2 separate regions of the Mus musculus genome follow, and region 2 is linked to region 1. A link is a loop called in an ENCODE intact Hi-C map of the cell type or tissue named here. Cell type or tissue: heart. All regions are shown on one strand. Each heading gives the region's core, and the rest is flanking DNA. Links, peaks and the distances in the headings are about the cores only.

Region 1 (8,279 bases), core at 2,026-6,025:
TTCTCTGTGTAGAGCTGGCTATCCTGAAACTCACTGTGTAGACCAGGCTGGCCTTGAACTCAGAAATCCATCTGTCTCTGCTCTGCTTCCTGAGTGCTGGGATTAAAGGCATGTGCCATCACCCCCTCAACAGGGCTGGGGGCAGTATTTTTAAAGAACTGAATATTTTAAAAAATATTGGATAAGTTGGGCGGTGGTAGCACACACCTTTAATCCCAGCATTTGGGAGGCAGAGGCAGGTGGATTTCTGTACATTGGAGGCCAGCTTGGAACAGAGTAAGTTCCAGGACAGAGCAGTAGGGCTGAACAAAAGGCTCAGTGCTTAAGAGTATTTGCCCCTCTTCTGGAGGGCCTGGGTTTGGTTCCCAGAACCCACAAGATGACTCATAACTATCTCTAACTCCAGTTTCTGGGGATCCCACACCCTCTTCTGACAACAGACACTCACACAGTAGGTATACATACATACATACATACATACATACATACATACATACATGTAAGCAAAGCACTGATATACATGTAATAAATGTAAATCTAAAAAAATTTTTTAAATGGATAGGATAGAATCCATGTCTGATCTCCTAATTAACTAACTTGTTTTTTAAAGATTTGTTTGTTAGAATTATGTCCATGTCTATATAGGAGTATGTGCATATGTTTGTATGTATGTGTGTTAGGGGTGGGGATGCCCCTGGAGCTGAAATTACAAGAAGTTGTAAGCAGCTAAACTTGGGTGCTGGAAGTTGAACTCTGGTCCTCTGCAAGAGCAGTAAGCACTCTTAACTGCTGAGCTGTATCTAGTCCCTCATCTGGTATTCCAGGGTCTCATTCTGTAGCCCAGGCTGGCTTCAAAGTCACTGTGTAGCTCAGGATTGCCTTAAATGGTGGCACTCCTCCTGCCTCAGTCTCTTCTAAGAGCCGGCATTCTGAGCCAGAGGAGGTCAGTGCCTCCTGGCTGTGCCTTTCCTGCTTCTATGCTTTGCGACTTTGTTTTTCCATGGATTTCTGTTATTTAGAATCTGTGGGAAACATTGAGGTTTGAATTGGAAATCTGTCTCTTGGGGGATGGTTTGTATTTGCTTCTCGTAGATACTCACTGCCCTTAGGAGTCAGTAATAGTAGACAGTGTCTGTCTGGAGGATATGTATGTAGGTAGTACTAATTGGGGTACAAAATCACGTAAAGACTGGCTTTGAGTATAATCTGTCACCAGGATATTTCATCCATCCTCATTGAGGATATTCTTGGTTTTGGTCCCTTGGTTCAAGTTTTCTGCCAGTGGCTCCTACTGGATGTTCCATCCTTGATGGGCCCTGAACTTCCTCCCTGATGCACAACACACATGGTTTTCAAGTCTTGAGTTCAAGGCTACCAGAATTCGGCATTTGTCCTTAGGGTCAAGACTGTATCTTTTGCAGCTCAGATCTCTACCTTTGTTTTGGACTTTTAAATTTTCTTATGTTTAGCCGGGCGTGGTGGCGCACGCCTTTAATCCCAGCACTCGGGAGGCAGAGGCAGGCAGATTTCTGAGTTTGAGGCGAGCCTGGTGTACAGAGTGAGTTCCAGAACAGCCAGGGCTACACAGAGAAACCCTGTCTCGAACCCCCTCCCCCCCAAAAAAAATCACTCAAAAGAAATGGTCTTGATGCAAACTGCAAGAGGTTTACTCGAGAAAGACCAGTGCACTGGGGACAACTCGTATCCCACACAGGGGTAGAGGAGTCGATGATGAGCTCAAGGGGTAAGGGGTTTATAAAGGCAAAACCCCCGCAAACCCCTGGCATTGGGCTATAGCGTTTGGCAAGCTTGCATAACGGGTTTAAGGAACGGTTAGAGTATTCTGTACAAACATTTCTTGGAGCAATGGGGCAAATTCTATTCCCTGCCATTAGTGAGGTCTATTTTGGACACAGGTCTAGGGGCTTAAATAATTTTTCACTCTCTTTCATTGACACCTCATGTGAATGAAACACGCTGCACTTTCCCATAACTGCTTATTTCACTCAGCATAGTGTCCTCAGTGTTAGCCATGTAGTGGCATAGGTTCAAATTTCCTTCCTTTTAAGACATAGGAGCCACGTGCCTTTAATGCCAGGATTTGGAGACTGAGATAGACAGATTTCTGTGAGTTCCAGGCCAGCTGGTGCTACTCAGTGAGCTCCAAGACAGCCAAGGCTGTCATACCCCCCCCCCAAAAAAAACTTTGAATTTTTATTACTTTTAAAGATTGGTTCTGGGTTCAAGGCCAGCCTGGCCTACAAAAGTGAGTTCCAGGACAGCAAGAGCTATACAGAGAAACCCTGTCTCGAAACAAAACAAAACAAAACAAAAACAAAAACAAACAAACAAAACAAAACAAAAGATTGGTTTCATTCTCTTTTAAATTCTTGTAGGTGTGTGTGCCTGCATGTGGGTATGTTCACATGTGTTCAAGTGCCAACAGAGTCCAGAAATGTCATATTCTCTGGAGCTGAAGTGCCAGGACTCTTCCCGGAACTCACTGCGGGTTGTGAATCAGCAGAGCTTGTCTCTGGGTGAGTTGCTTCACTTCCACAGATCTCTTTTTCCTCTTTCCTTATATTTATTTTTATTGAATCGTGGAAAATGAACTAAATTCCAAGTTTTCCCAGCCCCAGCTTGCAGAATGATGTAATTCTTTATTATTAAACGCCTAGACCATAAGCTTTGGTTCATTCCCTGACTAGCACATAACTTATTGAACCCATTCAAACTATTCTATGTCTACCACATGGTCAGTTACCTCTCCTGTCCTACCTCCTATTTCCTGCTTCAGCTCATTGGCCATTGGCATTTTTATTGACAGGTGATCTCCATAGAATACATATGAGTATTTTGCCTGCATGTATGTCTGTGCACTGCTAGTGCCTGAGGAGGCCAGAAGAGCGTTGTTGGATCCTCTGGAACTGCAATTATACATAAATTGTGATGATGATGATGATGATGATGATGATGATGATGATGATGATGATGATTCCTGTCTTTGTGAAACCAAGCCATTATCCCCGGGAATTCAAATTCGGCAAGTGTTTCACTGCCAGTGTGCACACCTACTGGCACAGTCCTGCCTGAGAGCTGTTGCTTTTCTAGGTAGAAACAAGGTGCCATCATGACTCAGGATGTTCAGATGATTTGGGGGGGGGGGGTGCGCGGGGGAGCTTGGCGGGCGGGGGAGGGGGCGGCGGGGGGAGGGGGACAGGTTATGCCATGGTAAGCACAGGCTTCTTTCTGGTGCCCTGCTCTACCCAGCCACCCAGAAGGGGAAGTGTGGCTTACTGGGGAGTAAGGAATTTGAGTTTAAGCAATTATTAAAAGGGCAAGAAATCCACTGAATTTTGTTCTAGAAAAGACCTTCAAGGAATTCGTAAATCAGCCTCCATATTCTTGTGATATAAAATCCCTGTCTGGAAACTGACAGCTCAGTGCAGACTTAATTAGAACCATGTCATTGGCTCCCAGGAAAAAGACAAAGCTACAGCAAGCAAAACTGGCACCAGATTAAAAACCGTCCTCCGGCGGCCTTGTTGCATTTATGCAGACTCGGCGGTACTTCCTAGGCCAAAAACACTGCCTCCGACGTTCACAGTATCAAGGTGCTGTGTGTGAGAAATCACAGGCCAAGCACCTCCAGGTGAACTGATGTGAACAGAACCTGCCAGTATACACTGCACAAACATATCTGCATTAACCAAGACAGTAACTAATCCTGTGTATCTGAGGAGGTAGCCCCTGGTCCTCTGCACCGGCATGTACTTAAGCCCCTCCTCAGCTGATCCCCAAGCCTGTTTGCTCCCCAAACCGGAAGCTCTGCCTTTGAGAGAGGAGACAGAGCGCCCCCTAGTGAAACAGTCTTTCCTCACATTACACTTTAGCACTACGGTTCTCATGTTGTAGATTTCTGGTAAATATTTCTTCAGGTTTATAGGAGCCACGTAGTGTTCTGATACATACATACATACATACATACATACATACATACATACATACATACATACATACATACATACATATATATATATGTGTGTGTGTGTATATATATATGTGTGTGTGTATATATATATATATATTATATAAATATAACGATAAAATCGTTGTAAGGAGCATAGCTGTCACCTCAAATGTTCATCATTTATTCCTGGTGAAAAGTTCAAAAATGTCTAGAATTTTGAAATACTCATGATTGTTAACTGTACCCTAGGGTACAGTAAAGTAACAAAATTTATTCCTATTTATTTGTAATTTTGTACTTGTTGAATGGACATCTGTATTTTTCTTTCTAGAGTCCAGGCCTAAAATGCTGACTGTGACTTGAAAGCCTGAAGCCTGATGCCCAAGTCCTAGAGGTTTTCACCTATTGTTTAAGAGTTGCAAAAAACCCTACTGGTTCCAGAGTTTTTATCTTTAAATGTGTGTGTGTGTGTGTGTGTGTGTGTGTGTGTGTGTGTGTGTGTGTGTGTGTGTGTGTGTGTGTGTGTGCATGTGTGCCTATGTGTATATGTGCATTTATGTATGTGCATGTGTGAATATGTGCATGTATGTGTACATGTGTGCATGTGTACATGCATGTGTGTATATGTGCATTTATGTATATGCATGTGTGCCTGTGTGTATATGTGCATGTATGTGTGTGTATGTGCACATGTGTATGTGCCTGTGTGTATATGTGCATGTATATGTGTGTGCATGTGTGCCTGTGTGTATGTGTACATGTGTGCATATATGTATTGTGTATATGTGCATGTGTGTGTATGTGTGCATGTGTGCCTGTGTGTATGTGTACATTCATGTCAAGATACTTGTGCAAGCATGTATATGCAGAGGCATGTGGCTGCCAGAGGCTGATCTCACTGTTCCCCTCCACTGCTCTTTACCTTGGTTTTCGAGACAAGATCCCTTAGCAACCTGGAGCTCCCAGACTTAGCTCCACTGTCCAGTCAGCCAACACAGGGATCCTCCTGTCTCTGCCTCCTAGTGCCAGGAGGACAGGGGCACTCTTGGCTCTAACATCAGTGATGGAAATTGAGTTCACATCCTCACACTTAAGAGGCAAGCACTTTATAGACTGCACCATCTACCCGCACCCCCCAAAGTTTTAAATTCACAAACTAAAAAAAATTGGTAAATGTGGCTAAATATCTCCAAATATCGACTAGATGTATATTAGTTGCTTTGTTTTGTTTTGTTTTGTTTTGTTTTGTTTTGTTTTGTTTTGTTTTGTTTTTCGAGACAGGGTTTCTCTTTATAGCCCTGGCTGTCCTGGAACTCACTTTGTAGACCAGGCTGACCTCGAACTCAGAAATCCGCCTGCCTCTGTCTCCTGAGTGCTGGGATTAAAGTCATGTGCCACCATGCCCGGCTTTAGTTGCTTTTCTATTACTATAAGACATCTGACCAAGGCAATACCTAGAGGAAAGAGTCTATTGGAGCCTTACAGTTCCAGAAAGTAAGATTCCATGGCCATCATGGTGGGCAACATGGCAACAGGCAGGCATGTCTCTGGAGCAGTAGCTGAGCATTTACATCTGATCCTTGAGCAGGGAGCAATGAGCAGGGAGCAGGGGAAGAGAGAGGGAGGGGGAGGGGGAGATGGAGGGGGATGGGGAGAGGGCTTTTGGAACTTCAAAGCGCACCCCCAACAGGATCTGAACTCTGACCCTCTAGAAGGCCAGTTAGCCTTTTTTATAGCCATTCCATCTTTCTGCCCCTAAAAAGAAGCTAGAGAGACAGGCTTTGATAAGGATGCTGGAAAATGACCTTATGACCTTTAGAAGATAAGTGGGAGACCATATTTTCCAGAATCTACTCCTGAAAATCTTTTTTTAAAAGGATTTATTTCTTTATTATATGTAAGTACACTGTAGCTGTCTTCAGACACCCCAGAAGAGGGCATCAGATCTCACTACAGATGGTTGTGAGCCTCGATGTGGTTGCTGGGATTTGAATTCAGGACCTTCAGAAGAGCAGTCAGTGCTCTTACCCACTGATCTATCATCTCTCCAGCCCCTGAAAATCTTTTATATAGCTCATGAGGTGGTACCTGCCTGTGTGTCCTAACCAGATCTTGAAACCATGGGTCACTAGACAAAAATCCCAGTGCCATGTGTGGGATAACTAAGTAGTTATTGATCCAGGAAGCTACAGAGGTCCCCATAACAATGCAGTCTATTGCCACTCCTCGTGCCCAGCAGAATCAGTTGGTAAGTCTCTATCTCGAGGCTGGTGAGATGTCTCAGTGGTTAAAAGCATTGGCTGCTCTTCTAAAAGATCTAGGTTCAATTCCCATGTCCACACAGTGACTCCCAACCACCTGCAACTCCAATTCCAGGGGATCCAACATTCTCTGCTGGCTTCCATGGGCACCAAACACACACACATAGTGCACATATGTGCATGAAAACAAAACACACAAACTTATTTATTTATTTATCATCTTGTTTGTTTGTTTATATTTTGAGACAGAATCTCACTGTGTTTGTTGTTTTTCATCTTTTCCTCCCCTTTTCTTTTCCCCAAAGTAAAAACAGAGACCAGGAGATTATTATAAATTCCCAAGCAAAAATAAGCCAGACTCAAACAAGAGGTCTAGTATAAGTGTGAAATGGCAATTATAGACCATTAACAGGGACTGTGTGGAGAATCTGGGTTTTGTGTGAGATGCTTTGAGGAGGGGTTTATAACCTGGGACAGGCTCAGTGTACTTAGCTACCAAAAGGGGATAATGAAAATACTTCCCAGCTTGGGGTGTAGCTCAGAAATGGAGTGCTTGGCTGGCATCCCTGAGTCCCTGGGTTCAACCCACAGCACCTCAGAGGACTGGAAGAATACTTACTCTCGGTGTTGGAACAGTTAAATGAGTTCAGATACGTGAAGTACTTAGCCAAGTGTATGGGACCTTCCAAGGACGTTAGCAGTTAACTCTTTCTTACTCAAAGCAACCACAGCAAGCTTCCCCTCCCAGCAATGAACAACTTACGGTTTCAGATAAACTGGTGTTTACCAAAACGATTGAAAACACCCACAGAGATGGTCGCTAACCTTATTTTTGAAATTTTTTTCACTTGAAATGATTTTAAACTTATCAAAAGTGACAGAGATCAAAGCAGAAGGAATATTCCCATAGCGGGTGTTTACCCAGGTCTGCTTATCATTGAGCTCACAACCCTTTGCTCTGTCACTTGACCTGCAGATCACTGCAAACCTGTCTCTGCTTATTACTGATAACTTATTTTTTGTTTGTTTTGGGGTTCTGAGACTGGGTATCATGTAGCCCAGGCTGGCCTTGAATTTACTAGTTAGTTGAAGCTGGCTTTGAATTGATCCTCTTGCCTATGGCCAAGTGCTAGGGTTTCAGGCACAGGCCACTATGCCTAGATTATTCATTTCTTTTTTAAAAAAAAGTTTTTGTATTTATTTATTTAATATATAGGAGTACACTGTAGTTATCTTCAGACACACCAGGAGAGGGTGTCAGATGGCATTGCAGATGGCTGTGAGCCACCGTGTGGTTGCTGGGAATTGAACTCAGGACCTCTGGAAGAGCAGTCAGTGCTCTTAACCACTGAGCCAACTCTCTAGCCACCTAGATTACTCATAAATCATGATTTTCTCATTTTCCATTGCTAAGCAGCAAATTAGTATTTGCAATACTATCAGCCCCTAAGATCACATTTGTACAGAGCCCAGATTTGAGACAATGTAACTAAGAAAATTGTTAAAAGTGAAATCAAAGATTGGCCTTTATAATAACAGAAGGAAATGCTCACTCCTAGCCTCGCCTCCAGGAAACACAAATCTAAACCACACGGAGTTGGGTGTGGTGCCACATAACTTTACACCCAGCCGAGGCAGGTGGATTGCTGTTAGTTCCAGGTTAGCCTAGTCTACATACCAAGTTCCAAGTCAGCCAGAGCTATAGTGACCCTGTCCCAAACAAAACCCCAACTAGCTTGAGATGTCCCCTCACCCTAGTCAGAATGGCCATAAGTAGAGAAACAGAAACCAAAGGCAGGTAAGGATTCTTGTGTATATATCACTGGAGGGAATGTAAATTATTGCAATTCCTATGGAAATAGATATGGAGAGTCCTCAGAAAATTAAAAATTGAACTCACATATATTCCAGCTATAGTGTTCCTGTGCTCGCTCACCCCTGAAGAAACAGAGCCACCAATTGCTAGAGTATTCACAGCAGCCAGGTTACATCAGCATGCCTGTCAATGATGAATAAATAAAGAAAACACACGCGCACACACAGGAACA
Region 2 (4,000 bases), core at 1-4,000, 95 kb before region 1:
AAGAGACAGTCAAGGTTTTCAGGGCTGTCTGCACAAGCCTCAGCTGGAAGAATCACTGCACATAAACACACATGCAGGAGTCTCTGCACAAAATACATTACTCGCCTCTTCTGCATCTTCTCCACCTCATGTGCGGTAGCAGCCTGTATTCAGAATAAAATAAGAATCTTATCATCTTAGGAAACCATCTAAACTATTCATTTATTCATATAAAAACTTGTATTTCCATACATATGGATTAAAACTATAACAAACTATATATTCTATGTTTTGGGGTTTTTTTTGTTTGGTTTTTTTTTTTTTTTTTTTTGGTTTTTCGAGACAGGGTTTCTCTGTGTAGCCCTGGATGTCCTGGAACTCACTTTGTAGACCAGGCTGGCCTCGAACTCAGAAATCCGCCTGCCTCTGCCTCTGCCTCTGCCTCCCGAGTGCTGGGATCAAAGGCGTGCGCCACCACACTGGCGGTATTCTCTGTTTTATTGTCCATTATTTTTAACTTCTTGGAGGCCAATTTTCTCTAATTAAGGTTTTCCCTTTACACATTAGATGGAAAAATCCAAATGGGTTAAAATGCTGCGACTGTTTTAACAATCTCTTCTATCTCAGAAGTGGTTCAGTCACTGTACCAAACATTAATTCCAATATGAATCAATGACATCTAAGCAGTCTGTGCATTAGCTCTCAGTAATATCCCACGGCCAAACATAAGTAACCAGCATAGACACAGAAAACCGAGGCTCACAGACTCAAAAAAAAGACACATCAAACGTCTTCAGATAAATAAGCAAAAGGAAAAGTGACTTATTTACCTGCTCATTAGCCAGGGCCTGCAATTTCTGCACTTCAGCTTTTAATAAGAAATTCATATTCTGTACATCCTAGAGCAAGAAAAAAAAAAGGATACAGGATTAAAATATTTCATATAATTCAAACTGAACTTGTGGCAAGGTTCTGCTTAAGAGTTAAGTAAAGGTCTCAGATTATAAATTGCCTAAATCATATATATATCATTCATTTGTGTTATTTGGCAAGTTTCTGGAATTGTTATGGAAGGCATTATGTGAAAAGAACCCTTCTGGGCTTTTCCTTTTAGAGCTTAAGAAGTATCCTTCTTTACAGTTCAGAAAAGAGAAAGCATTTTCCATGAGTTCTAGAGTATTTTTCATCCTTCATACAAATGCATACTGGCTATAATCTTTAGGGTAATTCAGCTTTGAGTCCTATAAAATCCTACAGCAAGCTATATGAGCTACTGTACCTTAAGCTCCTCCTCCTTGCTTGCTAAGTGATCCTGTTCATTCGCTAATGAATCTTCAGTCTGCTTTAGCTGCTTGTCCTTTTCTGCAATCCTTCAAGAAAATACAAAAGCATTTACAAACAGGATTTAAAAGTCTTACACGGAAAGGATCATCTCAAGTAAGTAAGTTTCTCCTATAACTGTACTTTCTCTTTCTTGAGATACTATTTAGTCTACTAGTAAGCATCATAAAGCATGATGACAGAGAGAGAGAGAGAGAGAGAGAGAGAGAGAGAGAGAGAGAGAGAGAGAGAGAGAGAGAGAACGAACTTGCAAAAGTTTGCTCCCTCCTTCCAGCATGTGAGACCAGGGTATAGTATTTACATCAATCAGGCTTGACAATGAGAGCCTTTCTCTACCCCCAAATATCCCCTATTTTATGGCAGGATGGTCATTCACACCAGTACTCAGGAGGCAAAGGCAGGAAGATCACCACAAATTCAAGGACAGTCTAGGCTACAGAATGAGGCCCCAAATCATAGATACACAGATGGATAGACAAACAGATCCATTATTTAAAACTTAAGTCAAAGAAGTTAACTTACATTGAAAAGTCTGGTATCAAAACCAGATTATAGGTCATCTGCACACAACTGCCCCATATCTGTATAGTTATGTAACTATGCAAATTTACTTTGAGTGTATGGCCTACTGTCACAGGGCTAGACACAGCAGAACCACAAGTACAAAGCAAATTTAAGCACTAATTTCCTTTCACTACTCTGAAACCACAAGTGCCTCTTCTACATCGTTACCAATATTGCAAATGAAGGAAAGTTAGGCAGCTCTATTATAACAACAACAAAAACAAAGTGTAATGTTTGGGGACTAAACAGACACAGGTTAGAAGAGAAGATCAAAATAGAGTTTAGGGTAATTTTCCAAACAGGTAAGAGAATGAAATTAATTGTGTATTGAATCAAGCAGGCATCTGTTAGTGGTTATCAATTATAAGAGAAGTGTGGAATGGCAAGCTTACACTTTATGTAATTCTTCTGCTAGAACTGAAGCGGAGGTCTGAGAAAGAAAAACATTATCAACATAAGAGCATTTGAGAAAAAGCTTAAAAGCTGTACAATAATCAAAACAGAGCTTTTAAAAAGAGAGAGAAATTAACATATAAAGTTGTTAAAGACATATCTGGTCTATGGTGAGTAGCTATCATTCTGAAAGCATATCTGATCTCCAACAGCCACTATTAAGGAATTAACACAACACATCACGGAATAATGACAAGCAGCAAGTACATAAGGGGCAGAGACAACCACAGAGGCCATCCCTAGCCCTGTGCGTCTCTTCCTCAGCAAAAGTGTCTGACAGGATCCCCTTCATGATCAGACAGTGAGGAGCCTGTCAGTGATGTCTCTCCACTACTGAGGTTCTCAGCACACTCAGGCATTCTGACAAGCTGGAACACTACCGCTCAGCTGACAAAGATCCCAATCTAAGTGGAGTTGGTAACTCACAAACATACAGCTCCATTTTGCTGATTAGATGGTTCTCCCCCAGCTAATTTTACAGTATCATCTCTACAAAAAAGCAACTAGGAAAAACCATTTATGTGCACAAAGCTTTGGAAGTTTGAACTCTAAAATTACCTTTTAATGTTAAAATTACTTATTATGTAAAAGCGAATTTTTTTTTTTAAAGATTTGTTTTTATTTGGAATATGTGTAAGCAATGGGGGACATGTGCACATGACATGAGTGCAGTGACAGAGGAGGCCATTAGAGTCCCTGGAGTTGATGTTGAGGCAGTTGTGAATCACCTGGCACAGGTGCTGGGAACTAAACTCTGGTCCTCTGAACCAGCAGCAAGCACATACATGTAACTGCTGAGCCATCTCCGTAGTCCAAGAGTCAAATTTCTAGTACTTGCTGCTATAAATAATTTTTATAATTTTAACATTCAACTGAAATTGAAATTTATAGTATATGTATTTGTGGAAGCCTTCACATTTTTCTGAATGTCCTATCATTTATATTACAAAGCCTATCAATCAATTAATCAATCAATCAATCAGTCAATCAATCAAGGAAAGCAGCAATGGTATCAATGTTTGCTACTAACTAAACGGAATTATACATTTCAAACTGAGCCTTCTGCAAATAAGCCAGCTCCCCGCTGTGCATGTGTGGGATTCCTGAGCAAAGTCAGCTTTCCGTGACAGTGCATCAACCACCCCATAAGCCCTAGCCTGCCCTTACACTGGCCAGCCCTTTTGTTTTGTGACAGAGTTCAGAGCCTTCCCCAGGAGTGAGTGTTCTCGCCTACCCCTTCTAATAACACAGATTTGGGGTTCTCAGTGCTGCCCAATATTAGATATCATATTTAGTGGCTGAAACTTTGTACCACTACAAACTGACTCATTGACTAGTCTCCCAACTACTGAAGTTTGGCACTATAGAAACGGTCAGATAACTGTTACAACGGCTGGAAAGCTATGATTAACGGTAATCAATTAAAAAGCACCATTACCTGAGCTGCTATCTGGGAATGGAATTGTTGAATCTGAGCTTTCAAAGCCTCGTTTTGTTCCAAAATATCCTTTCATCAACAGCAAACAAAAAGAGAGGACAAAGGTGTCATTAAAAAATACTCAAGTATACATGAACACAAAGATTTACATATTCTTGATATCTCTAAATGATCTTTATTTAAAGCGTTTTGGCATTCTATTTTGAGTTCATTTACAAGGCAGAC

What was found. Hi-C counts contacts between places; a loop is a spot of excess contacts. Peaks named below come from ENCODE experiments on the same cell type or tissue, not always from the same donor. Only the 100,000 strongest peaks of a DNase experiment are listed, where the experiment ranks them.
Region 2: a loop joins it to region 1, with 3 times the contacts of the local background. A loop is called at or near these places in 10 of 42 quality-filtered maps.

Annotation. Positions count from the first base shown.
Region 1 is chr14:47,593,582-47,601,860 of GRCm38, reverse strand. No RefSeq gene overlaps it. Among named protein-coding and RNA genes, the nearest start is that of Atg14, 29 kb to the right of the region's middle. In heart, for the core only: a CTCF peak has its summit at 3,855 (motif pointing left); no DNase peak of the experiment used is centred there; H3K4me3 peaks cover 296 bases; H3K27ac peaks cover 320 bases.
Region 2 is chr14:47,690,753-47,694,752 of GRCm38, reverse strand. It overlaps Ktn1 (kinectin 1), which reads right to left. Exons shown (of 39, transcript NM_001347527.1): 12 at 3,776-3,844; 13 at 2,277-2,314; 14 at 1,259-1,349; 15 at 810-878; 16 at 106-143. Among named protein-coding and RNA genes, the nearest start is that of Ktn1, 43 kb to the right of the region's middle. In heart, for the core only: no CTCF peak of the experiment used is centred there; no DNase peak of the experiment used is centred there.